Regions from separate parts of the Homo sapiens genome. Here region 2 is linked to region 1. Evidence: read pairs that join two places in POLR2A ChIA-PET (ENCODE). Cell type or tissue: A673. All regions are shown on one strand. Each heading gives the region's core, and the rest is flanking DNA. Links, peaks and the distances in the headings are about the cores only. Region 1 overlaps AGBL4 (AGBL carboxypeptidase 4). Region 2 overlaps AGBL4 (AGBL carboxypeptidase 4).

Region 1 (5,389 bases), core at 252-5,251:
CTCCAGCTACATACTACCCTGAACTGGAATAAGCTGGTAAGTAATTGTCTTTTTAAAATTAATGTTTCTTAAATGCTTGTATAGTTCATATTTGTTTCAATGTTTAATATTAGAAGTATTTTGAGTCGTTATTTAGAAGCTTATGTTTTTGTGACCAGAAACATCTAGAATTTAACTCTTATTTATATCAACTAGCCTATGGTAAAATTGACTTAATTATACATCATAATCATTTTGCTTAAAGTCACAGTTTCGAAGAACCTATCAGAGATGTTACATGAGGTTTTACTGTATTTTTGGGAGTCATTAGCATGGAGATGATATTTAAATTCAAGAGAATGGATAAGATCTCTTAGAAAGCAAGTGTAGATAGAGAAGAAGAAGAAAGAGATGAGGCAAGAGCCTGAGGGGTTCTCTAGCATTTAAAAGTCTGAAAGAGAAGGAGGACCCAACAAATATCACTGACAAAGAGTGAGCAATGAGTTAAGAGGGAAGCTGGAGAGTATAATGACATGAAGCCAAATGAGAAAACCTTTCAATAAAGGCAACAGTGATCAACGGTTAAATGTTGATTAAATATTAAGATGAAAACTAATTATTCATCACTGTGGAACAGGAGAGTTCCCTAACTCCCTCATGGGATGTGCGACAATGTTGTGGCTCATTTATTCAGACACTGCTTGCTCAAACCCCTTACTGGATGGGGAGCCCACAGATGGGCAGGTACAAAAGCCGGAGTGAGCACTTTTAGGCTCCAGCTCCATGGTAGCATCTAGGGGTGTGTTACAATTAATGTTCTTTTAGCAGTTGCCATCCACAGATAGCTAAGTGTTAAACCAGCTCAGTGGACAGTCAGGGTGACAGCCTTTTACACCCTGCCCTCTTAGTACCTGGGTCTTTTTTTTGTATCCAGGAAGAATCAGGTCAGTCAGACTTGAAGAATTATGAATGTGGGGATTTTATTGAGTGATGGAGGTGGCTCTCAGCAGGATGATTGGGGAGCTGGAAAGAGGATGGAGTGGGAAGATGATCTTTCCCTGGAGTTCAGCTGTCCCATGGCCAGTCTTCTCTCTGACTGTCCTCAGCTGAACTCCTCTTGATGTTTAGATGCTCCTTCTCTTCTCTCCTTCTCTGCTGTGCCGCTCTGCCGCCTGCCACTCTTCTGCTCGTGGAGCCTGGGGTTTGAGGTTTGTATGGGTACAGGACAGGGGGTGTGGTGGGCCAAAAGGCAACATTGGGCATGAAACAGGAATGCCTTTTCTCATTTAGGTCCATGGGTTTCCAGGCTTGAAGGTGGGGCCTTTACCAGGGAACTGCCCTCTTCTACCCAGTATTTCCCTGCCTCCTGTTCATATCAACAGGATCACTTTCCCATTAATCCTTTTCCAGGGTGCAGTCTTTTCTGCACTGTGGATCATGTATAAGTACAGAGTGAATTATAATTATGTTTATTAATCACAATAATTGTAATTATCCATTCATTGCCTTCTGGACTCTCTAGTGGAGGCCACCCCCAATATAGGAATGGGTCATCTTTAATAAGTTTATAGAAATTATGTTATACATAGTATTGAGGAACCCGCAAAAGTCTGATTAAATGCCTTAGATGCCAGAGATATAAGGGCTTTTAGATATCACATAGTGCTACCCCTTATTTTACTGATGAATAAACTGAAACTTTAATTGCCCAAGGACATACAGTGTTTTAACAGCAGAGACGGACTAGAGCAGAGCTGGGACTAAAACCCAGACCTTACAGGTCAAAGGTGGTTTTGACATACCTCTATGACTTTATATAAGATTATTTTGTGTCTTGAAAATTTTTCTATCTTTAATGTAAACATCCTATAAAGGGATAATACTTAAACTAGTTTGAATGCAGATTCTTCAGAAATGAGACACAGTCACCTAGATGAAGGGATGATGTATTTGGGAAAGGAAAGTCATAGGGTGCTAAAGATAGAGGCAGTGTTACAGAGAAAAGACCAGTCCAACCTAGGTTTGAATCCCAACTCCATCTGCTGCTACTACTATGTGACATTTTGTTAACTTTTCTTAGCCTCATCTGTAAAATAAGGACAATTATTATGGGTCCTATTGATAAGTTATGAGGATTAGCAGTAACATGTCTAAAGTGCTCAGCTTTTCTTGATGTGTGGTTGGCAGTCAATACATGCTAGCTTTTTATTATTCCTCTATCTGTCCTCATTTTTCTTCATTTTCCTCTGCTCCTGGTGCTATGGGTATCAAACAGCCCTAGATCAAGCCACTGTCTCCAGAGGCTGGAGGCTTCTGTCTCTGGCCACTATTATCAGACCTATGGCTTCCAGAACTCTAGTTGCTATTCCCCCTGGAAGGCCAGAAGGAGGGGGGGCCTTTAAAACTGCTGGGAGCTGATATTCTCTGCCCCAGGACCCCAGTGCAGATTAAGCAGCCATCACATGAAGGGCCACTGCCGAGGTTTTTCTCCTCTTCTCTGAGGCTGATCCTAGTAGTAGTTCCTTTCCACAAAAAAAAAAAAAAAAAAAAAAAGCTTCAATTCATGTGGGCAAATAATTTTAAGAAAGAGAATACTTTATTCAAACTGGCAAAATGATGAAACATCTTCAGCATGCCAGGTAATGTGTTAGTCCCCACACTCTGAGAGTCTGATTTAGAAGAGGAGATAGGCATGTAAATAAATAACTATTTTCCAATTAGGCTAACTGATGGTTCAGCAGAGATGCAAGCGGTGTTCTGTGAGTATGTTGAATGAAGACCTCCTGGAATGGGTGTGGTTTAAGCCGGATCTTAAAGGATTAAAGGTTTGTCAGTGGATGGATAATTAGGGGAACTACATTTGATGCAGAGGTATGCAGGCAGCAAGTGCAGGGAAGAATTAGGCAAGAGGAAGTTAATTGAAAAAGAGTACAGAGGAATCCTTTTAATGAAAAAACACAAATACTCTTTGCAGGAATTTGGGCATGACTCACGATGGCTTAGGCTGATTCATCATGGCTTAGAATATCAGATATGAAATGTACCATAGTGGCCATCTGGTATAAATATCTCATTTTACAGTTGAGAAGACTGAGGCTCAGGCAGAAGAAATAACTTGGCCAGAATCACATAGTCACAAGTTAGTAGCAAAAACTGACATGAAAATTTACTGATTCTTAGGCCAATGTCTTTTCTACCCATAACTCATGACTTCTGTGGATAAGAGGGAATAATTATAGAGAGTAACAAAAAATCTGTATAAAATCTGAGATCTTTCATCACTAGCACTCAACTGAGAGTTGGATGATTTAAATAAAGATAGGGAATGGGACCTTACCAATCTCATCTCATTCCCACCTTATATATTTGAGATGTAATTTTCTATGAATAAGCTTTAGAATAGTCAGCTTAATTATTATTTCATAAAATTGTATCCATGGTTTATTCATATATATATATATATACATATGTGTACTATACATATACAGAGAGTATACTCCCTATATTTGATCATTTTCCACTATGAGTGGAAAACCTAGAATTTCTAAAAGAGGTAATAAGTTAATAAGTAATTCTGCCATGGAGTGTATCATCTGGAACCTGAAAAGACCACATTCAGACCACTGGTAGAAGCAGAACTTGCCAAAACCTGGGTTCTAAGTTACTAAAGTCATTGTCCTAAGCCACTGTTTACCCCACTCAGTTGTTCATTGTAAAATTCGGGGGAAAAATGGTGGATAGCAGGCAGGATGAACTTGCAGCACCCACTTAGATGGACAGAACAGCATGTGAAGACTCACATTGTGAACTTTTGCTCCAAGAACCACTGCAGGAACATACTAGGAAAACTGAAAGAATTCACAGACCCTTTGAAAGAAGCGGCTTGCTGTTACAAACTCCATGAGACAGCCAAAAAACTGTGAGTGCCCAAAGTGTGAGAGGGGGAAAGTCTACCTTTGAACAGACATCCTTACTGGGGAACCTGAAAATCCAGATAATGGGAGAAGGATTTACCCTTACCTAAAGCTGAAATAAATTTAGAGAGTTGAGTGAAATATAAAAGTAGAAGAAGCAGCAGGAAGAGTCCTGTCCTGGTCCTATTGAGAACACAAAGGTATAAGAATGATATAATGGACTCTGGGGAGTTGGGGGGAAGGTTAGGAGGGGGATGAATGATAAAAGACTACACATTGGGTGCAGTGTACACTGCTCGGGTGATGGGTGCATCAAAATCTCAGAAATCACCATTAAAGAACATTCATGTAACCAAACACCTCTTGTTCCCCCAAAACTAATAAAAGTTCAGTTGTTTGTGATACCTTCAATTGTCCACAATTAAAACAAAAACAACCACCTCACCTCTTTCAATAAATTTAACTCAGCAAACATTTCATTCATTTATTCAACAAATATTCAGGGCCGGGCGCGGTGGCTCACGCCTGTAATCCCAGCACTTTGGGAGGCCGAGGCGGGCGGATCACGAGGTCAGGAGATCGAGACCATCCCGGCTAAAACGGTGAAACCCCGTCTCTACTAAAAATACAAAAAATTAGCCGGGCGTAGTGGCGGGCGCCTGTAGTCCCAGCTACTTGGGAGGCTGAGGCAGGAGAATGGCGTGAACCCGGGAGGCGGAGCTTGCAGTGAGCCGAGATCCCGCCACTGCACTCCAGCCTGGGCGACAGAGCGAGACTCCGTCTCAAAAAAAAAAAACAAAACAAAACAAAAAAAAAAACAAATATTCATTGAAGTATTTTAATTGAAATACTTCCATCTAAGTATTGCCAAACACTGTGACACAGAGTGGACATATATCAGTAAACAAAACAAATATGTTTCCTGTCTGTATTACTTTGCTAGAGCTGCTATAACAAAATATTACAGACAGGGTGGCATAAATGATGGAAGTTTATTTTCTCACCATTCTGGAGGCTAGAAATCTTGAGACCAATGTGTCAGCAGGGTTGATATTTTCTGAGGCCTCCTCCCTGGCTTGTAGATAGCTGTCTTCTCCCAGTCTTCATGTGGTCTTTTCTCTGTGCACATGCGTATCTGTGTCCTAATATTTTCTTATAAGAACACCAGTCATATTGGACTAAGGCCCATCTATATGACCTTATTTTATTTTAATTACCTCTTTAAGGCCCTATTTCTAAATATAGCCACGTTCTGAGATACTGGGGATTAGGACTTTATTATATGAATTTTGGGGGATATAATTCAGCCCATAACACTGCCCTTAATGAGTTACCAGTCTAGAGGGGGCAAAGAAATTTATCCAAAAAGTACACAAATAAATTTAGGATTTCGAATTCTGTTAAGTGCTACAAAGAAGAGGTACATAGTGTCAACAAATATATATAAGGAGCATGTTCCCTCTTGGAAGGAGGAAGCTGCTTCAGGGAGGGGGCAC
Region 2 (5,389 bases), core at 259-5,258, 300 kb after region 1:
AAGTCTCATTAACAATAATAAAGAAAAAGTACAAAATCAATGTAGATTAAAAAAAATTTTGAGCCTTTATTAAAGACTCAAAATTTGTGAAATCACATTGATGTCAGACAGTAAAGACAGAAAGTGTGGTCTGGCTTTCTAAAACTTTATGAAAACATTTTTTTCACATATAGTTTAATGTTAGCTTCACATAAAAATTGTATAGTTCTGTTTGGGTACATTTTGACAACTATGGCTTCTATTTTGAAGATAGAAAATAGAAGCTTGTTTGGATGCAATTATGAATTATGTAGACACCTCAAACCAATTCAAAATAAATTTTACTCCATAGGTTTGTTGATTTAACAAGTATATTGCTTTCACCAAACCAAAATAGGTTTGCTGATTTAACAAGTACATTGTTTTCACCAATTTCAAAAAATACCAATTGTATTCATATTGCCCTAAAATAATTTTTTCTTTAATGTTTAACTTTTGAAAATGAATAAGCTGTATCAGCACTACCAAGACAGTATTTTAGCTTCAATAGAATTAATTTCCAAAAGCTTTACTTTGGTTACATGAATTGGATGAAAATAATTGAATTATATTGGAATTCAGTTAAATTATTTTGTTTGATATATCTGTTGACTTTGATATAAAACTGCTGGTTTTAGTTCTTCTGCTAATTGAGGAAAGACATTGACAGCTACCACTTCATACCCAAGAGAACTTGGAATTGGTAATGATCAAAATTATTTTAAAATAGTCATGTAAATAATAAGCCAGACATCAGAAGTTATATGTAGTATAGCTCTGATGTCTGGCTTTTCATTTAGAGCAAATGACTGTTCTAGAATAATTTCAATCATATTTCTTCTATGCTTCTGCTTTTACATGTGTAAATTGTAGTATTTTGGCATAAGTTTTTCAAAAATAAGTATTAACTATTTAAGTAGATGTTGATGTTTCTTCAGCAGATTTGTGTCTTCTGATTTTTATGCGGGCATGTTATCAGTACATCCCTATCAGGATCATAAACACTGACAAATGTTTTATACACGTTATGTATTTATTATTGCGTGTCATGAGAAATGGAAATTTAATAGTTAACTTTCCTAAAACATACACTTTTGTAGTTTTGAGCTCATTGCGGATAAAAGGGTAACAGACAAAAAATTTTTTTAAGAATTTTAACTAAACAAGAAAATAAATGCATAATTTTATGTTATACCCTAGCATAAATGTGTCAAGAGCATTCAGACTATTCCCTATAAGCAGGACTGCTTAGTCTCTATTTCCCAGGCATATTTCAAATTCTCCTAACCAATTATTTTCCACATTTCCTATTGATCCCACTAACTAGTAACCTGGAGGCTCCATGTATCTTGAAGGTTACAACATGGGCCACAGCACAATTGACTGGTACAAAAAGCTGCCAGCAGGGACAACATCTTTGAATACTTCTCACACCACCATTTGGAAACTGAAGGTATTAACTGCCTTCCTGTATCCAGACACACTTAGTTTTATCAGACAGCACATTCCTTGAAAGGTGGATATTGGTTACTTTGGGTCTGCAAAAGGTCAAGAAGAGAAAACAGGTTATCACTGTTTTTAGTTAATAAGCATATATTTAAATTAAGACCCCATCCATTTTCACTTTTTCCTTGACCCCCTACCTTGACTTGCTCTGTCCATTTCAAACCCTAAGCACACTTAGTGTGAACTTGGAATTCATTGTTCCCAACCAAGAAAGAGCATGATGCCAACTATCCATCACACACAGCATGATGAGTATCACATTTACCATTTACTAAGCACCCCGTATGTGTCAGGTACCAATCTCCAAACTTCACAACAAATCTATAAGCTAAACACTATTTGCATTTTATAGATTGGGAAACCCAGGCCCAAGGTTACATGACTGATTAATAATAATGGAAATCGATTACAGCCTAAACCCACATTAGTTCTACTATACAATGACTGCATTTCTAAAAGACATCCAAAGCTAGAATTGCACGTAGCCCTATCTGTTCATTCAAAACCCAGCACTGACTGACTTATTTACTCATTCATTCAAAATATTTATCAATTGCCTCTATATGCTAGGTTTTATGCAAGGTGACAAGGGGATCCCAGTCTAGTGACTTCACAGCCTGAATGATTATTGTTATTCCACCCATGATGTAACAACAAAGTAATCTGGATACAAAACTTCAGTGCAAACCTGACCCATTTCAGCTATGGTCTACCACCTAATAATCCCAAAGCACCCAGAATTCTAATACTGCCTCATGTACCATCCCATACCCCAGCAAATGACAGTTTTGAAAACACAGTCCTTTTCACCTAAGAGTTTCACAACAACCCTAAGAAGGATACAGGATGCTTTTTAGTAACCACATTTTATACAGAGGCACGGGGGAAGAATATACCAAGAGCTTGGACTAGAATCCAACTCCTAGCTCCTTGTTCAGTCTTCTCTTCTTGCTGCCTGTCAGGAATCTGGATTGGAGAAGATAGAGTATGTGATTTATAGCCTCTCATTGCATGGGGTGCCTGTCCCTGGAGTTTCTGTCTGCATTGGCATTCTGCCAGCAGCCACCATAGGTAGGAATATTGTTGCTGTCCATGACCAGGGGGAATAATCAGTCTCAGCTATTCCTCAGCTCCAAACAAGCCTAAGTAATTGGGTTTATTTTTAATTTTTTTAATGGCTTGGAATTAATAGAAGCAGCTGCTGCCACAGTGTGTGGGTGTCCTTCTCCAGAAGGCACAGACCAAAAAAAAAAAAAAAAATCCCTACATATAATATAAACTCTGAAAAATAAATAATACAGTGTGTAGGACAAAAAGGTTAATTCAAGAATCGAGCAATGTCTTTTTGTTATCAAAAATTCAGCTGGCAATATGTAGCACTGTCTCTCTCCTCCCACCCTGAGTGCCCATCAGCCCCTGATAAGATGATAATCTGATTAGACACTGGGTGTAAAAATGTGTTGCCTGTATCTGAGCACTCTCTTACTCTTTCTCCCTCTCCCTGTGACTCACCAAGAGATTAGCTGTGACAAAGTGCGGAGAGAGATAAGAATAGATGTGCTGGTGACAGGAGTACTATTATAATTATTTGGTGGAAGATAGGATTGGAATTAGAATAGGTCCTGTTTGCCTAGGGAGGGTGCATTTAGAAAATGGGTATCCATCCAAGGTCCCTGGCTATGCCAGACATCAAAGAGGAAAAGGAGGGGGGCAAATGGCTCAAGCTAGGTGATAGCCTTGGTTGTTCCAGCCAAATGTAGACTAAAGGCCATGTGTTGGCATAGATGACAAATGAGAGATTCAGCTGCCCTCACGAAGGGAAAAGGAATGAAATCTTACCTCAATTTCAAATATGCCTGAGAAACTACATGCCAGTTTGCTTTCAGCCCCTGAGTAGATGAAGTAAGAGAACCAAGAGACTATAACTGCCGTTGTTGGATAAATCTGAGGTAGCACAGCCTTGGAATGGTGGGAAGAATATGTGCTTAGCATTCAGACAGTAGTGTGCATCAAACGGATAGCAAGCTATTGAGATTCAGAAGGTGCTTAAAATTTGCTACTTCCTTTGGGGATATCTGAGTGACTTTGTGATCCCCTTGTTTTGCACACCTTTTTTAAGACTTACAACCTGGAAAGAATGATTTTTTATTATGTCCCTTTCTGCTAATTTGAAGAAAAATGCTTGTGTCTACTAGGGTTGAAACACCTTTATTCCCATCTGTATTTCTCTGCTTGATTAGAGAGGAAATTAGGGCTCCTGTCTTTCAAGGCTCCTGAGGAGGACCAGAGAATGCTGCTGTTTTAGAGAAACTTATGTACTGCATTAGGTCTGGGACTTCTCTTCTTCCTTATGTTCTGGTAACCTCCAAAATGATGCTTTGGGAATTTAGCTGAGAGGTCTCAACAGAAAGTAGAGAGGATAGGTGGGAGGGGAATCACTCATTCACTCATAAGTCAACTTAGTCATTTAACAAAATACGTTGAGCTCCTCTTTAAGGCCAAGTATTGTACTAATGCTGAGGATTTTGAGGTAAATCAGAAAAACAGCAGTGTCTGCAATTAGTATTTAGAGCAGTTAATTCATCCTGAAGTTGTTGACAAAGACTTCAAAGAGGAACTATCATTTGAGCTAGGCCTCACTTCTCTATACAGAGATGCACTGTGTAGAAAAGAATGGGAATAGCATTTAAAAAGGCAAGGAATAGCATTTAAAAAGGCAAGGAATAGCATTTAAAAAGGCAAGGAGGTTTTTGAGAATATGATATATTCAGGGCATGACTTAAAGTTTCACTAGAGAGAGTACAATGTATATATATATTAGTGGAGCTGACATTATTTATTCACAAACATTTATCCATTCATAAGTGTTCTTGGCACTTCATCTATAAGCCTTTGTATAGGTCCCGGAGAACTAGAGATGAACAATATGTACTACCTGCCATCCAGGAGAGCTCAATCTCATAGTGGAGAAAGGAATATGTTTAAACTGATGTAATGAGATAGAAGTTATAATAGAGTATGTTCGTGAATGTGTTGAGTGTGTACATGCATGAGAGAGTGCGTGTGTGTGTGTGCTTACTCAGAACATTCAGTCATGCATGACTGAATCTGAGGATGTGAGTTACAGACCTCCCTCATTCATGTGGATGTCCTCAGGATGCTGAACTCAGGACAAGGCCTTATTCCAAGAGCTGGATCAGCCTTTAGTCCCCAGGTCTTGAAAGCACACACTACAGGACCTGAAATCTTCCTGGGTGTCTGGCAGGATCGAGTGTTGTGCCATTTTCTTTCTGGGGTCTTCTGGGGAGTCGTGAACAACCTGCATAAGCATAAAGGTCCTTGACTCTACCTTTATTTCCATACCATTGATATAATATGAATAACTTCAGAGGATTGTTGAGAGGAATAAAGAAAATACATTATAAAGTACTTAGAATGGCCTAGCATATGGTCCATGCTATATAGATATTAGGAAATAGTACTATAATAATTATTATTATTATTTTATTTTTCCATGGATATCATAGACTATCTGTGTTAAATGGAATCAGAAGTCTGCCTTGTCTAACCTAACATCAAGTACAGGATCTTTATCCCCTAAAGCTTCTAATACTTGTATTTTCTCTGTAAGGCAGCCCTCTCTACTTTCTCTTCAGCTGAATGTTAAAGAGTCTCTACTTTATACTGAACTAGAATCTGCCTTCTTGTGATACCTACCAATGTTATTCTGGGATAAGAAGGTTTTTTCCCTTTTTTTCATTGCTTTTTACATAAATAAGTATTGCTTGAGACCGCTCTATGCCATGACTAGAGGTAAAGAAGTAACACAGTTTATATTTTCAAGAAGCCTACTCTTTGAAGAAAT

What was found. ChIA-PET counts read pairs that join two places held together with the same protein. Peaks named below come from ENCODE experiments on the same cell type or tissue, not always from the same donor. Only the 100,000 strongest peaks of a DNase experiment are listed, where the experiment ranks them.
Region 2: POLR2A ChIA-PET joins it to region 1 with 8 read pairs; 1 of 35 experiments calls an interaction of 5 or more read pairs at or near these places.

Annotation. Positions count from the first base shown.
Region 1 is chr1:49,349,510-49,354,898 of GRCh38, reverse strand. All of the region lies in intron 3 of AGBL4 (AGBL carboxypeptidase 4), which reads left to right. Among named protein-coding and RNA genes, the nearest start is that of AGBL4-AS1, 95 kb to the right of the region's middle. In A673, for the core only: no CTCF peak of the experiment used is centred there; a DNase peak (open chromatin) is centred at 2,868.
Region 2 is chr1:49,049,475-49,054,863 of GRCh38, reverse strand. All of the region lies in intron 4 of AGBL4 (AGBL carboxypeptidase 4), which reads left to right. LOC105378706 (a long non-coding RNA gene) reads right to left here. Exons shown (of 3, transcript XR_947309.3): 3 at 4,757-4,843. Among named protein-coding and RNA genes, the nearest start is that of AGBL4-AS1, 210 kb to the left of the region's middle. In A673, for the core only: no CTCF peak of the experiment used is centred there; a DNase peak (open chromatin) is centred at 3,013.